Regions from separate parts of the Homo sapiens genome. Here region 2 is linked to region 1. Evidence: chromatin loops called from intact Hi-C (ENCODE). Cell type or tissue: GM12878. All regions are shown on one strand.

Evidence for each region. Peaks named below come from ENCODE experiments on the same cell type or tissue, not always from the same donor. Only the 100,000 strongest peaks of a DNase experiment are listed, where the experiment ranks them.
Region 2: it touches region 1 in a loop (4-fold over the local background); 1 of 110 quality-filtered maps calls a loop at or near these places.

Annotation. Positions count from the first base shown.
Region 1 is chr1:66,370,645-66,378,644 of GRCh38, forward strand. It overlaps PDE4B (phosphodiesterase 4B), which reads left to right. Exons shown (of 17, transcript NM_002600.4): 17 at 1,669-3,930. The coding sequence ends at 2,034. Among named protein-coding and RNA genes, the nearest start is that of SGIP1, 160 kb to the right of the region's middle. RefSeq lists enhancers at 2,177-2,266, 2,637-2,686, 3,633-3,812. In GM12878, a CTCF peak has its summit at 4,660 (motif pointing right); DNase peaks (open chromatin) are centred at 77, 3,727 and 4,127; H3K27ac peaks cover 5,896 bases.
Region 2 is chr1:65,808,552-65,816,551 of GRCh38, forward strand. All of the region lies in intron 1 of PDE4B (phosphodiesterase 4B), which reads left to right. Among named protein-coding and RNA genes, the nearest start is that of PDE4B, 20 kb to the left of the region's middle. RefSeq lists an enhancer at 3,621-3,850. In GM12878, no CTCF peak of the experiment used is centred here; a DNase peak (open chromatin) is centred at 3,690.

The DNA.
Region 1 (8,000 bases):
CAGCTCTCTCGTCCTGTGATCTAGGGAATAAATAACTAGCAGCTACCTTTCAAAAACATTCTCAGCATTTCTTAGCAGAAGCAAAACAAGCGAAGAAAGGAAATGACTGCACTGTGTTCAGCTTATTCAATTTTCTCCATTACCTTGAGCTTGTTATTTTGGGTCCCTGGAAAACACCTTGAAAATAGTCTCTAACATTCATTAAGCACACATAAAGAAGTAAAAGGGAGGGAAAAGGAGTGGGTGGAAGTGAGAGAAATATCTGAATCATGTACGGTTGAGTTTTTGTAACCAGTATAGATCAGAGATTCCCTGACTTTGCTGTGAAACTTCCTTTTTAAGGCTAGGAAAGCACCAGAAAGAAGAAGAATAAGAAAATATATATATATCATACATATATATATACACACATCATACATATATATATATATATATACACACACATCATACTATATATATATATATATATATATATATATATATATATATAATTTTATTTATGAAAGAATCACATATGACCAAAGTTCTTGTGTACAGTACAACTTGGATGTATTAAATGACTGGCCAATTACCAACATGTTAATAAAGGAAAGTTTCCAGTAGTGTGGAAAGAGACCTATATAATGTCCCATGGGTGGGTGCCCTTTGACCATCTACCCCTAAATCCCAATGCAGCATCTCTGTAGCTCCCCAGACCATGGCAGGGGAATTCCCTTCCCTCATTCAACTAGTGCCTGTTCTTTCTCTCTACTTGTCCCCACCCCCAGTGTTTCCTGTTTGTCCAACAATGAGGAGGCCAGCGTAAGGCCACACTGCTAGCTCATGCAGGATGCATAGCCCCTGAGTAAACCATAACAGAGCCATAAGCCTGGTATTTAATCACAGGAACATCAGCAAAAGGAACTGCTTAATTGTTTTTTATTTTCCCTTCTTTCACCTGTTGGAAATGACTGCGTGCTCTGTAGATCCAAAACAATTGCATGGATGTCCACCGAGGGGATATGTGTTTCTTTCAGGGCTCAAAGTATTTTCACGTGTTTCATCAAACTCCTCTACCAGCCAAAAGCATTCCACAGAACTTGAGAAATTCCAGAGTAGTCAGGAGCCAGCTCCTCATCACTTTGGAATAGCAACATATTTTAAAGTTAACAAGGAAAAAATATTGAGTCAAAACACGTTAGACCTGGGCCTGCCTTCTTCAGAAAATGACTCACAGAATCCAAGTAGTGGCAAAGTCATTCTTTGTCTTTGGGTCCCTGGAAATCATGAGGATTCCATCCAGACTTCTTATCTGGCGCACATAAAAGGAAATGCAGTCTGTTGTAGCAAGATGAACACGGGCTTTGGAATCAGATGAAGCTGGGACTGAGTCCCAGCTCCACCAGTCACTAGTTATGTGACCTCTGACAAGATATTTAATCTCAATAAGTCGTAGTTTCTGCCTTTGTAAATAGTAAACAGCAATACTTACCTTCCAGGATTAAGAGAGAATACATCGATTGCATTCAGTGTAAGACCCACTGTATTGTGAGTGCCCAAATCATGGAATCCATTATGATTGATCTTTCTGAAGTTATTAATGTTCTTTCTTTGCATGGAAACCAGGAAACCTTGTTTACTTTTCAAGCACCATCACAATAACAGATGTGTCATCTTATTTTTCTCCAGGTTGGTTTCATCGACTACATTGTCCATCCATTGTGGGAGACATGGGCAGATTTGGTACAGCCTGATGCTCAGGACATTCTCGATACCTTAGAAGATAACAGGAACTGGTATCAGAGCATGATACCTCAAAGTCCCTCACCACCACTGGACGAGCAGAACAGGGACTGCCAGGGTCTGATGGAGAAGTTTCAGTTTGAACTGACTCTCGATGAGGAAGATTCTGAAGGACCTGAGAAGGAGGGAGAGGGACACAGCTATTTCAGCAGCACAAAGACGCTTTGTGTGATTGATCCAGAAAACAGAGATTCCCTGGGAGAGACTGACATAGACATTGCAACAGAAGACAAGTCCCCCGTGGATACATAATCCCCCTCTCCCTGTGGAGATGAACATTCTATCCTTGATGAGCATGCCAGCTATGTGGTAGGGCCAGCCCACCATGGGGGCCAAGACCTGCACAGGACAAGGGCCACCTGGCCTTTCAGTTACTTGAGTTTGGAGTCAGAAAGCAAGACCAGGAAGCAAATAGCAGCTCAGGAAATCCCACGGTTGACTTGCCTTGATGGCAAGCTTGGTGGAGAGGGCTGAAGCTGTTGCTGGGGGCCGATTCTGATCAAGACACATGGCTTGAAAATGGAAGACACAAAACTGAGAGATCATTCTGCACTAAGTTTCGGGAACTTATCCCCGACAGTGACTGAACTCACTGACTAATAACTTCATTTATGAATCTTCTCACTTGTCCCTTTGTCTGCCAACCTGTGTGCCTTTTTTGTAAAACATTTTCATGTCTTTAAAATGCCTGTTGAATACCTGGAGTTTAGTATCAACTTCTACACAGATAAGCTTTCAAAGTTGACAAACTTTTTTGACTCTTTCTGGAAAAGGGAAAGAAAATAGTCTTCCTTCTTTCTTGGGCAATATCCTTCACTTTACTACAGTTACTTTTGCAAACAGACAGAAAGGATACACTTCTAACCACATTTTACTTCCTTCCCCTGTTGTCCAGTCCAACTCCACAGTCACTCTTAAAACTTCTCTCTGTTTGCCTGCCTCCAACAGTACTTTTAACTTTTTGCTGTAAACAGAATAAAATTGAACAAATTAGGGGGTAGAAAGGAGCAGTGGTGTCGTTCACCGTGAGAGTCTGCATAGAACTCAGCAGTGTGCCCTGCTGTGTCTTGGACCCTGCCCCCCACAGGAGTTGTACAGTCCCTGGCCCTGTTCCCTACCTCCTCTCTTCACCCCGTTAGGCTGTTTTCAATGTAATGCTGCCGTCCTTCTCTTGCACTGCCTTCTGCGCTAACACCTCCATTCCTGTTTATAACCGTGTATTTATTACTTAATGTATATAATGTAATGTTTTGTAAGTTATTAATTTATATATCTAACATTGCCTGCCAATGGTGGTGTTAAATTTGTGTAGAAAACTCTGCCTAAGAGTTACGACTTTTTCTTGTAATGTTTTGTATTGTGTATTATATAACCCAAACGTCACTTAGTAGAGACATATGGCCCCCTTGGCAGAGAGGACAGGGGTGGGCTTTTGTTCAAAGGGTCTGCCCTTTCCCTGCCTGAGTTGCTACTTCTGCACAACCCCTTTATGAACCAGTTTTGGAAACAATATTCTCACATTAGATACTAAATGGTTTATACTGAGCTTTTACTTTTGTATAGCTTGATAGGGGCAGGGGGCAATGGGATGTAGTTTTTACCCAGGTTCTATCCAAATCTATGTGGGCATGAGTTGGGTTATAACTGGATCCTACTATCATTGTGGCTTTGGTTCAAAAGGAAACACTACATTTGCTCACAGATGATTCTTCTGAATGCTCCCGAACTACTGACTTTGAAGAGGTAGCCTCCTGCCTGCCATTAAGCAGGAATGTCATGTTCCAGTTCATTACAAAAGAAAACAATAAAACAATGTGAATTTTTATAATAAAATGTGAACTGATGTAGCAAATTACGCAAATGTGAAGCCTCTTCTGATAACACTTGTTAGGCCTCTTACTGATGTCAGTTTCAGTTTGTAAAATATGTTTCATGCTTTCAGTTCAGCATTGTGACTCAGTAATTACAGAAAATGGCACAAATGTGCATGACCAATGTATGTCTATGAACACTGCATTGTTTCAGGTGGACATTTTATCATTTTCAAATGTTTCTCACAATGTATGTTATAGTATTATTATTATATATTGTGTTCAAATGCATTCTAAAGAGACTTTTATATGAGGTGAATAAAGAAAAGCATGATTAGATTAGTCTGTAGGCCCACTTATTTCACAATTAGTTCTGACATATGAAAAGCAGATCTTTCTCTTCTCTTGTGCCATTCCCCACAAAGAAAGCCAACCACTGTGTCCAGCCAACATCACAACTGAAGTTTCAGAATCTATGTCCAAAAAGTCCCCTAGTTTGGAACATTTCGCTTTTTTCTTAGCAACTGTTCACCCAGCTCAATGATGCAGGAAGGGGGTTGAGGAAGGAAAACAAAACAAAACCACTTTGCTCATCTCGAACTATTTCCTTCTACCTCTTTAAGAGTCTGAAGAGTTTAATCTACTAGATAAATAAGGGAATCCCCAACTTGGCTGAGTCCTCTAGAAAAGTGAATCATAGATTATAGAACATTAGTATAATGCAGTCAGAGAGTCCCATTGATTCATTTGACACATGAAGAATCTGAGGTCCAAAGAGTCATCTTAAACCACAACCCACAGAGCATGGGTGGACACTCAGGGTTTTCTCAGTGATCCATGCAGCCTCTTGTTGGTCATATGGCTAGGATTTTCTTTCTGGAAAGAACTTTTTATATATAAGAAAAATACTTAATGCTTTGTTGAAATCTTAAAGTCAGCATTTTAAAATATTTTATCCTGAGAAGAGTGTGTGTGTGTGTGTGTGTGTGTGTGTGTTTATGTGTGTGTTTGTTGCAGAAGGTTGCAAACAAGAATCGGTGTTGGCCCATAATAATTTAGCCACAAGGGAGTGCTCTGTGAACCAGTAAGATGGTCTTCTCTAAACACAGCTGAAATTAAGATGAGCCGACATTTCAGAACCAGCTTGCCTGCTAGTTGCAGAGCTATTTCCAACATTTTCCATCATCTCTGATATCTGATTGTGCCTCACCATCTCTGAGAGTTTGAAAAGGAGCAAAATAAATTGCTTACAATAGCCAGAGGTGTGAGTTTTACAATGCCCAGAGCTAGAAATATTTGCAGGTTTGTTTTCTACTGAGAAGAGGTTCTTAATTAACCCTTATTGCAAATAAGAATCATGTGGGAAATACATATATTTAAAAACACTTGTTTGGGGCCCATCCTCCTCCCAGATTTCTGATTGAATTGATCTTGGGCAAAGCCCTGGGCATCAGATTTTAAAAATTTCCCCCAGGCTGGAGTGCACTGACATGATCTCGGCTCACTGCAACCTCTACTTCCCAGATTCAAGCAATTCTTGTGCCTCAGCCTCCCATATAGCTGGGACTACAGGTGCATGCCACCACACCTGGCTAATTTTTTGTATCTTAGTAGAGATGGGGTTTCACCATGTTGCCCGGGCTGGTCTCGAACTCCTGAGCTCAGGCAATCTGCCCACTTCAGCCTCCCAAAGTGCTAGGATTATAGGCACAAGGCACTGCACCCAGTCTCTCCCTAGGTAATCTTAACGTGCAATTGGAGTAGAGATCCACCGCTCCAAAACAGAGAATCATGCCTGCAGCTGAGGTGTTCTTTCACCCCCACTGTCTTCAGATATTCATTGTGAACTCATCATGGACAGCATATTATGCCCAATATAGCTATTTTAAACAGTAAATTTTGTTATATCCTGGTTTTATCTTACTGGCTGACTTCTAACTAACTTTTAGGTAAGATGAAACTGCACAGTTTCACTAGTTTCCTATACGGAAATCTCAAGAACCAGGTCAGACCTCAGGCATCCAAGCTAACTAGACCCTTCATGAGTGCAGAAACCATGCCTAGTACTTTCTCCTCCTGGCACAGCGTTCATGCTCAGACATTTGTTGCATCAATCTGGATGTTGATGATGTAAAATTTCAATTAACAGGAAGATCAGAAGAATGCACACTCTAGGCAATTTAACTTTCAGCTTTTCTCACTTAATTGCAATAATCTGTTCTCAGATGTCTCCCCACCCAGCACTGAACCCTCTCCAAGACAGAACAATGTTTTTTGCCTGGTCTCTTTTTTTAACCTTTGTATTCTTCACCAACAAACACTATACCAGCCCTAAGCGAAAGGAGAACCGGTGATGTTTGTTGAGCTAATGACCCAAGACACAAGTAGAACCCTTTTTATTGAAATTACTTGTGAAATATGGATCTACTTGATTTTCTTGCCAAAGGAGTAGAGTACACTGGAAAAAGCAGAGTTTGACAAACCTGTGTTCCAAGTCTTTTCCTGTACCTTCCTACCTGTGGGGATTTGGGCAAATTGCTTAAATTTTTGAGCTTAAATGTTCTCATCATTAAATGGAGCTAACAATAGACAGCCAAAGATGAAATCAGGCATAGTGTTACATACAGTAGATGCTCAATAAATCTTTGTTATCTGAATGTATGTACTCGTGGATGAAGGGATTAATTAATATTTAAAAACATCCAAAAATCACCTCTAAAAGCAGAAGGCAGCAACACATTTTGATTAATTTAGGGTTCTTGAAATCAAGTTCCAGTTAATCTAGATGTTTCTACATAAGCTTCAAGATTCTGGGAGGATAAATGCTCTCACTTTAACCCATCATATGGGACTATGCTGACACTGATAGGCTCATTGAGTTGGAAGGAAACATGTAAATCATATTATTCATCCTCTTCAATGCTATAGAATCCCTCCAAAAATATGCCTGTTTGAAAGCATCAGGTAATAGATAACTCAGCAAGGCCCTTTTGAAATAATGTAAATTATTAGGTTTCTGGGAATCAAAGTGTACTCTTCTAGAGCAACCTTTCTTGTTTGATTTTTTAAAATATTTCTAGCTAAATAAGGTATGTAATTTCTCCTCTAATTTCCTGTTCCACTTGAAAATAGGAACCAGACTTTTTGACTATGTGACCTTGGGAAAGTTTATATCACCTCTCTGCACTTCGATTTCCTCATCTGTAAAATAGAAGTAATAATAACAGCACCTATTTAATAAGATTATCTTGAGAATTAAATGAATTAAAGCTGTAAAATAGTAAAAATAGTGTCTGGCTCATAATATGCATGAACAAATGTTAACTATATACAGCTAAATGTAGCATGTTTTCTACATTGTAGCTCCTTCAACCATTATTCATATGACCTATCTTCATCGTTCTGGTCAAATTATTCTGGGCTTGCTCAAATAGACAGTGCTCTTTTAGGGTGAGTGCCTCAGAACCAAGCACCATATTTCACTCATGGTAGGGCACAGTGTGATTCTTGCCCTTCTTTTTTCTGGGCTGTATTCTATAATCCAAGATTGTATTCATTTGGAGGGATGTCAGTGACTCATCTGGATAATTCATAAGATGCTTACAGGCAAACCAAATGCTTCATACCTTTTCACATGAACCACTGTTAAACTAAATCTTCTCCACTTTGTTCTTATACAATGAAGTTTCTGAATTTTAGTGCAGAATTTATACTTCTCTGATACATTTCATCTGAAAAACAAGTAGGGTATAAGAAAGAGGGTTTTCAGTTTGAGTGTCAGATTGACCTGTTTGTAAATCCCAGCTCCAGCATTACCTGTACAATGTCATAGAAGGTATGCAATTTATTTGACCTTCAGTTTCCTTTTCTGTAGCAGAAATATTATATATGTATAAAATTATTTGGAGGCCAGGTGCAGTGGCTCACGCCTGTAATCCCAGCACTTCGGGAGGCTGAGGTGGGCAGATCACCTGAGGTCAGGAGTTTGAGACCAACCTGACCAACATGGAGAAACTCCCTCTCTGCTAAAAATACAAAATTAGCCAGGCATGGTGGTGCATGCTTGTAGTCCCAGCTACTCAGGAGGCTGAGGCAGGAGAATCACTTGAACCTGGGAGGCAGAGGTTGCGGTGAGCCGAGATCGCACCATTGCACTCCAGCCTGGGCAACAGGAGCAAAACTCTGTCTCAAAAAAAGATATTATTTGGAAAGGCAAAGGTAAGCATCTAGCACATTCAGGGCATACAATAAATGAGGGTTATTAGTAATATTAATACCCTACTATGATGATTAAATGAGATAATATGTGCATGGAAAAAAATCTTCATATTGCTGTTTTAATTCATTACTTTTGGCCTAAAAATTATTTTGAATTCTCATCCTGATAGCTCACAAACTATGCCCTTC
Region 2 (8,000 bases), 560 kb before region 1:
GGAATGGGAGGACGTGTTTGAAAGGTGGGCTGAGATCACACTGTGAACTTTGAGCATATGAAAGTGAGTTTTAGGAGGGGGATCTTTATCTTAATGGCAGTGGGGGCCCTCTGAAATTTTTGGAATTCTGATGTGGTGGGACCTGACAAGTGTCATGTAGTAGGAAATTTAATAGCATTGGAAAGCATTGGAAATGAATGTGGGTAGTACAAAAGGTTTCTATGTGTATCCTGTACTTGGTAAAGGGTAGAACCTTTTCAGTTATGGCTGATTTGTGTTTAGAGGGACATATAATCAGTTGAATGCTTCTAGTACATGATTGTTGTTATTTTCTATTTCTCAGAAAAAGACAACTTAAGAGTAGCTCATTTTTTGGACACACAGATCAGGCTTTTACAATATGTTTAGGTTTTAACAGAATAACAGAAAGTGGAATTGTTTTTTGAACATGTTATGTGGTGTGTGGGTAGATATTTAGTCTTTAGAAATGCAAAATGGGCTGGGCGTGGTAGCTCATGCCTGTAATCCCAGCACTTTGGGATGCTGAGGCGGGTGGATCACTTGAGGTCAGGAGTTCGAAACCAGCCTGGTCAACATGATGAAACCCCGTCTCTACTAAAAATACAAAAATTAGCTGGGCATGGTGGCACGGGCCTGTAATCCCAGCTACTTGGGAGGCTTAAGCAGGAGAATTGTTTGAACCTGGGAGGCAGAGGTTGCAGTGAACTGAGATTGCACCACTGCAATCTAGCCTGGGTGACAGAGTGAGACTCCATCTCACAAAAAAAAAAAAAAAAAAAAAAAAAAAAAATTGCAAAACGAATTCAGAAGATGCATCAAAAACAACCTATAGAATTGCCATGAGATCGTCAGCTTTGCCAAATGACAGCAAACATATAATTTCAAATGGAAAATACACTCATTAAGCCATTTAGACTAGTGAAGTTATATGTGTTATATTTTATATTCCATTTGTATATGGACTCATTTTTCATATTGAAATATTAGCATAAATGAGGAGATCTAAACACTGCCTTCATTTGATTGGGAAATTATCTTAAGTACATGATATAGGATATTTAAAGAGGCTTTAGCATTCATAGCTTGGAATTGGATAGTTTATGGTTATTTTCTTATTTTTGTTGAAATTTAAACTGCACTTTCTGAAATAGCATTTATTATACTTTCAGATATCATCTGTCTTGACTAGGAAGTCAGTCACTGAATGAGTAATTTTGTTTCTGGTATTACTGCCTGACAAACTGATTTTCAGAGATGGTCATAAAAGCAGCATTAATGATCATTTTTAGAGATAGAATGACAAATATCTTGATAAATCATGCCTTGTGCTTAACTTATTTATGAATAGTTTCTGCTGTGGATCTTTTTGGTGCTCTTAAAATGCAGTTAAATTTGTAGTTCAAGAATTGAATTTTTATTCTTCCAGTAATTGCAGCCAAGGGCTGCACTCTCTTTCAGCCTAGATAAGCCACAGTGACATTCCTAGGCCAAAAGAAGGATGCTTGTTGAAAGCTGGTGGGCAGTGAAAAGGACAGGCAGTGTATAGCTTCCCTTTCAAATGCAGAAACAGGGCTTCTCCAAGGTGGAGTGTTGATAAATTATGGGATATTCCAAAAGTCCTTAGTCCACACTTTCTGCTCTAGCAAAGGTAATTTTTGCTATTTATTTTGACCTAAGTACCTTTATAAAGATTTTGTTTTTTCCTCTGGAGGAAGGTAACTAATATTTATTGAGCACTCACCATGTGCCAAGCATCTTAGGAAATGCTTTAAATGCAGTCTCATTTAATTCCTACTATTACCTTGTGATGAAAGCATTATTATACTAATTTTGAGGATGAAAACATTAAGCCTCAGCCAAGTAATTTGCTTAAGTTTATATAGCGAGGGCTGACTTGTTTTTTTTCTTTCACCAACCCAAAGTCTATACTTTTTCTAGTGCCTGCTTAAGACTCAGTATGTTAAAACTTTAAAAATATTTATTGAGAGTTTCAGTATGTTCCAGGTATATAACTTAGATATATTTATTTTCATTTTAAAGATGAAGAAATGGAGAGGTTCAGATTAATACTTTTTTCAGCATTACACAGAGCCAGGATTCAAACTTAGGTCTATCTGACTCCAAAGCCTATGCTCTTACCTACCACATTGACTTGTAAGACTTTTTCTTAAAGGGTTATATTTTAAAATTATTATTAATATTTACAATTATTTTCTATTTAATTCTTTTCTTAAGTACATAAATGCCATAAGTGCTACCCCCTTTTCATGCAAATATAGTGAGTTAATGTGGAGGATCTACTACTAAATGCCTTTAGGATTCTGCTAAACGCTTCGAATACGTTAGGGTTTCTCAACCCCAGTGCAATTGATACTTTGGGCCAGATGATTCCCTGTTTGGGAGACAGCCTGTCTCGTGCATTGCAGGGTGTTTAACAGCATCCCTGGCCTCTACCAACTAGATGCAAACAACACTCTCTTTTCCCCCTACCCAGTTGTGACAACCAAAAATGCTTCAGACATTATCAAATATCTTTTGTCAGAGAGGAAATCACCTGAAGTTGAAAACTAATGGTCTACATTATCTCATCTTATCCTTAGAACACCCCATGAGGCTCATATCATTATGATCTCAGCTTTACACAATAAGAATAACTTGCTCAGGGTCATATGCTGAGAAATAGTATCTTCAGGGCTCAAATTGAAGGCTTACCTATGACTTTGGACTAATTTTTGTTGTATTTCATGGACTACGTCTTGTCTTCAAACTTAACTTGAGCATCCTCAAGGCTTGGCTATGTCAGATTCTCCTTTTTCTTTTGCCCCAAGGGCACCTAGAAAAGTACTTAATACCCAGCTGTGCTTTGACAGATGTTCATTAAGCAAATGACCCATTTTATGTGGGTCATATTTAAATAAGCATATTTTAAATAAAATAGAGCTGAGTGCAGTAATTAAGAATCAGACACATCACAGGTTTACATCTCATTCCTGCCATTTATTAGTTATAGGATCATGGAAAAATTTTTGACCTATTTGATTTCCTCATTTGTTTGTGACTAATAATCCCTCCTGTGGATAATGTGAGGAGTGAGTTAACATATAAAGTCATCTAGCATAGTACAAGACACAAGGTTACAAAGTTAAGTACATGATAGCTACTAGTAATACAAATAATATTAATATTAATGATAGTAAGGTGGCTTGGATTTTCTCTTTATATTATGACATAATTTACATATACTTTTATTTCAATAAATTTAGAAAAAAATTTCTTGTCTGCCTAAGACAACTTGAAAGCTGCTGTTTCATTAACGTTAAATAAAAATTACATGAAATATAAAATATACAGAAGGTAAATGAGGAAATTAGGGGGAAAAAGTAAAGCCAAACAAACAAACCAAAAAAAACCCCAGGACCATTAAAAGACAAAATTAACATATTGTAGTACTGAGGTTTCAGTGAGGAATTAAGCTTAGTTCCTTTCATTTCACTAAAGAAGTTTTAACCCTTGTGGTGGCTCAAGGGCTAGGGCTTCTTTTGGCTTTGAGAGCAGATGAATTGACTCATCCCTGACCTCAGCCCTCAGCCTTCTGCTGATTTGGCATCTCTAGCTTCCTTCCCCGAGGTCTGACCTTTTGCCTCATTTCCTCTGACTCAATTTTGGGTTCTGTTCTTGGCTTTCAGTTTCTGCTCTGAGAGTTCCTTTTCTAAATTTCTGGGTCCTCTTGTAGGTTAGTTACTCACTTGTTTCAGTTTCTCTGCTGGTCTCCTTCTTAGGGTATGGCCCTCCATGCTCTGCCACACCTGGGTTGCATCAGCTGCTCAAAGGCAGCATTTCTCACCTGCTGCTGCTCTCCCTGATCCAGGGCCAACTTGGACAAATCCCTTCCAAATGTAATTGGCCATAATCATGTAGGTTTTAACTATAGGTTGGTGGCATTAAATTTCCAAGACAGTAAAATGTCAGGGTGGAAATTCATTGTTTTTAGATACTGGAGGGACTTTCTGTGTTTTAAATGCCTCTCAATTATTTTTTTCATCCATTGGCACACTTTGGAATGTTAATATTTGTAGTAAATACTGAACTACATAGATAATGCTGTTTGTGGTTCTAGGAATTACATGCCTATCCTAGGGACTGAGGGGACGACTGTCTCAGCCTCCTATATGATATTATGTATAGAAATGCACTGGTTGAGAAGCTCTATTCTAAAGTCTCCATGAAAACACAAATAGATAGCACTGGGCAGGGGTTGGGAGAGAGTATAACACCTTAAACAATTATTCTCTAGCTTCTTTATTTCTATTTGCCTGTCAACTGCTTTCTAAGGGTCCTAGACAGCCCTGGAAAAGTTGCCCCAGGAATACAAAACCTTAAGAATGAAGATAAGGACACTAAAGTTTCTGTAGGGGCTGGAGAGGGAATACCTAAATCTATTCTAAGACATGTTGGGAGATACTAAAACTGGAACGAGATTGGGAACAGGCAGAGAGTTAGGAGGCTACCGAGGGAGTTCAGGAATGAGGTATTGAGGGTTTGGTTTATTAGCTGCTCACCTGTAGAGGAGTGAGTCACTTATTTAAATTCATACAGAAAATATGTAAGCATATATGGTGGGTTGGTTGTTAATACTTTGTCAAATGCATGCCACTTAACTAATCGTGGGAGGTCACTATAATTACCATTTAGATGTGAGAGGTATACGGAGGGAGAAAGAAGTCAACAGTAATATGCAAGTTACTATTTTAATTAATTGGGGGAATTGAATTGCCATTCACTAAAGAAAGACTAAGAAAAAGATACAGTTTTGCTGGGGGAAATGGCATGTTGAGTTTTGAACGTGCAAGTTTGAGATATTTTTGCCATATAAAATAATACCTATCTGAAAAGTATTTGGAAGGTGGTCTGGAACTCTCAGGAAAAAGCCAGATCAGAGTAAACAGATTTTAGAAGTGAACAATATAGAGATCTATACATTTTCATTGTGGGCCCTGGAAATCATATTCAAAATAGTATGAAAAATGTGTGCCAGTGTAGTTTTTCTGAGGAGGGGGTCCTCTATAGTTTCAAAGAATCACTGCTACAGATAGATGAGATAGGTAAATTAAGACCTTAATGGCAAATGGGTAGAAATTATGATTTTTAAAGTAAAAGAGGAAAATGAATCAAGGATAACTTCAGGGTATTTTTTTCTTTGGCAGCAGTGCAAGAGTAGGAGAAGAAATTGGTTTGTGAAGCTATGGGGTTAGAAATACTGAATTTGAATTAGAATGTAGCTTTGAAAAATAATGTGTCCAATAGGCAGTAGGCACTGCGGCAAAAAAAAAAAAAAAAAAAACAACAGTTGAGAGATCTGGAATATAGATTTGTTTGTCTTCAGTGTTATGCTGATAATAGAAGCCCTGAGTGTATGTGAGCTTTAAGCCAATTATTAGACTAAAAAGAGAACAGTGAAGAAGTCCAAGTTTTGAGCTTTGGGTATTACCCAGAGTCGAGAGCCAGGTGAACAGAAGGGCTGGGGCACTCTGGGCACTTGACAGAAAATTCAGTCGTGAATTGACTACAGCACATTGCTTGCCAAAGCCTTGCCCGAGGCAGCTGCTGGTTGATGGAAACAGCTCAGGGTGTGTGTCAGCACTCTTCCTCTAGCTGGCTGGACTGGTAGTCTTCAAATCCTTTTGCTCCCTCATCCTTATAACAATATTTAAGTCACATCATCTTATTATATGTACATATGTTTAGATGCTGTAGAGAATATGTGAAAACAGAAATTTATGAAGATGAAATACATTGATAAAAGATGAATGTAATATATATATTCTTATAACCAATGGATTATTTTGTGCACCTTCTGTAATGCTTTTTTTTAAAAGAAACTTTATTGAGATACTGCTTAAGTACAATAAGTTAAACTCATTTAAAAGGCTACAATTTAGTGACTATTGACAAATGTGTTCAATTATGAAAACACCACAATCAAGATATTTCCATTACTCTCGAAAGTTTCCTGGTGCCTCCTTGCTGTCCATTCCTCTCTCTAACCCATCCTTTGGCAAACACTGATCTGCTTTCTTTCACTGTGAATTAGTTTTAGTTGTTATAATTTTATATAAATAGAATCATATAGTATCTGCTTTTTTTTGTTTCTGTCACTCAAAGGATGCTTTTTTTCTTATTGCTGTATGGGATATAGCAAAATGTCTTTATACATTTACCTGTTGATTGTCATTTAGGTTGTTCCCAGGTGTAAACTATTACAAAAATACCAGCTACAAATTTTTTTTTGTATAAGTTTTTGCATGGATATATGTTTTTATTTGTCTTGAGTAAATACCTAGTTATGGAAAAGCTTGATTTTTCTAGGTAATTAGAAAGTGCTTGGCTATGCAAAAATTATTGCATTTCCCAGCAAAAGTGTGTTCATTAATTCTTCATTCAACACACATTTTATTTATTTATTTATTTATTTATTTATTTATTTATTTATTTATTATTATTATACTTTAAGTTTTACGGTACACGTGCACAATGTGCAGGTTAGTTACATATGTATACATGTGCCATGCTGGTGCGCTGCACCCACTAACTCGTCATCTAGCATTAGGTAATCTCCCAGTGCCATCCCTCCCCCCTCCCCCCCACCCTCAACACACATTTTTAAGCAAGCATAACTTGTGCTTTAAGAGCCAACATAAATATTACATCTCTGCTTTTGAAGAAATTTAATTTAAGATATATAAATTTGGAAGCCATATAGATGATTAAGTTGGTGTTTCAAGTCACGAGACAACACAATTATTTATCAAATGGTAGTTCAGTTTGGGAATAGAAATTGAGTACTGTTGGCTCTGTAAGTGAGAAAAAATACAACCAAAATTAAAAATTAAACTGAGAATAAATGCAACATGGTATCCTGGATTGGATGCTGGAATGGTAAAAGGACCTTAGTGGAAAAATGGCTGAAGTGTGTATGGAAACTCTGTACTATCTTTACAACTTTTCTGTAAATTTAAAATGATTTGAAAATAAAAAAGTTTATTTTTAAAAAAAGGTTCATTGAGAAACCAATTGTAAAATTAGGAGTTTCTGTTCAATAAAATTTGTCCTGAAGCTAAAAAAATTTAAACTGAACTAAACATTTGATCATATATGACAAAGATACATTCTTATTAAATAAAATGCACTTATCAGTCAATAATAACAATCCTACTCTCTTCAAAGAATATTGGACAAAGTATATAAAAGCAATCAGTAAAAGGATTCATACATATTGCTATATAAGGAAGGAACCATATTCACCTGCCTCAAGTTTTTACATAAAAGGACTTCAGCTACAGTACCTTGTTCCGTTTCCTCATTTCTGACTCCATCCTAAGCTAACTGATCTTAATAATTGGTGAGAAAAAAATAACAACTGCTTGGCTCGGCTCTTTCTCAATTTTCTCTTTTCCTATAGATGCACCTCAGCTGCTTGTGTTTCAGTTTTAGAAGAATCTTGGAAGGTCCAAGTGTTATCAAAAGTCAAGTATTCTTTTCTGATCAGCCTAAACATTAAGAAAGCTATTTTTTAAAATCAGTGTGATTCCTGTTTCTGTTTTTAGTGATTATTAATGCAGTGTGTGTGTGTGTGTGTGTGTGTGTGTGTGTGTGTATGAGAGAGAGAGAGATAGAGAGATTTGGTTTTGGGGTGGGGTGGTGAGTACAATTAATTATCTCAACCCTTGACAGCTAATAAACGCTTGAAGATATATTAATTCTCCATAGTAACCAAATAAGTGCAACTTAAAGCAAGGTTGCTGCTACCGAATTGATAATTCATAAAAGGTTTCAGAAGGAAAAATAGCCAGTTTTGAAGAATTTTTAGTGAAAGGACCTTTAAACTGTGAGTAGAAATATAAATTGGTACAATTTTCCCCAAAGGCAAATTGGCAATTTGTATCAATAACCATAAAATGGTTCATACTCAATTTTGATTT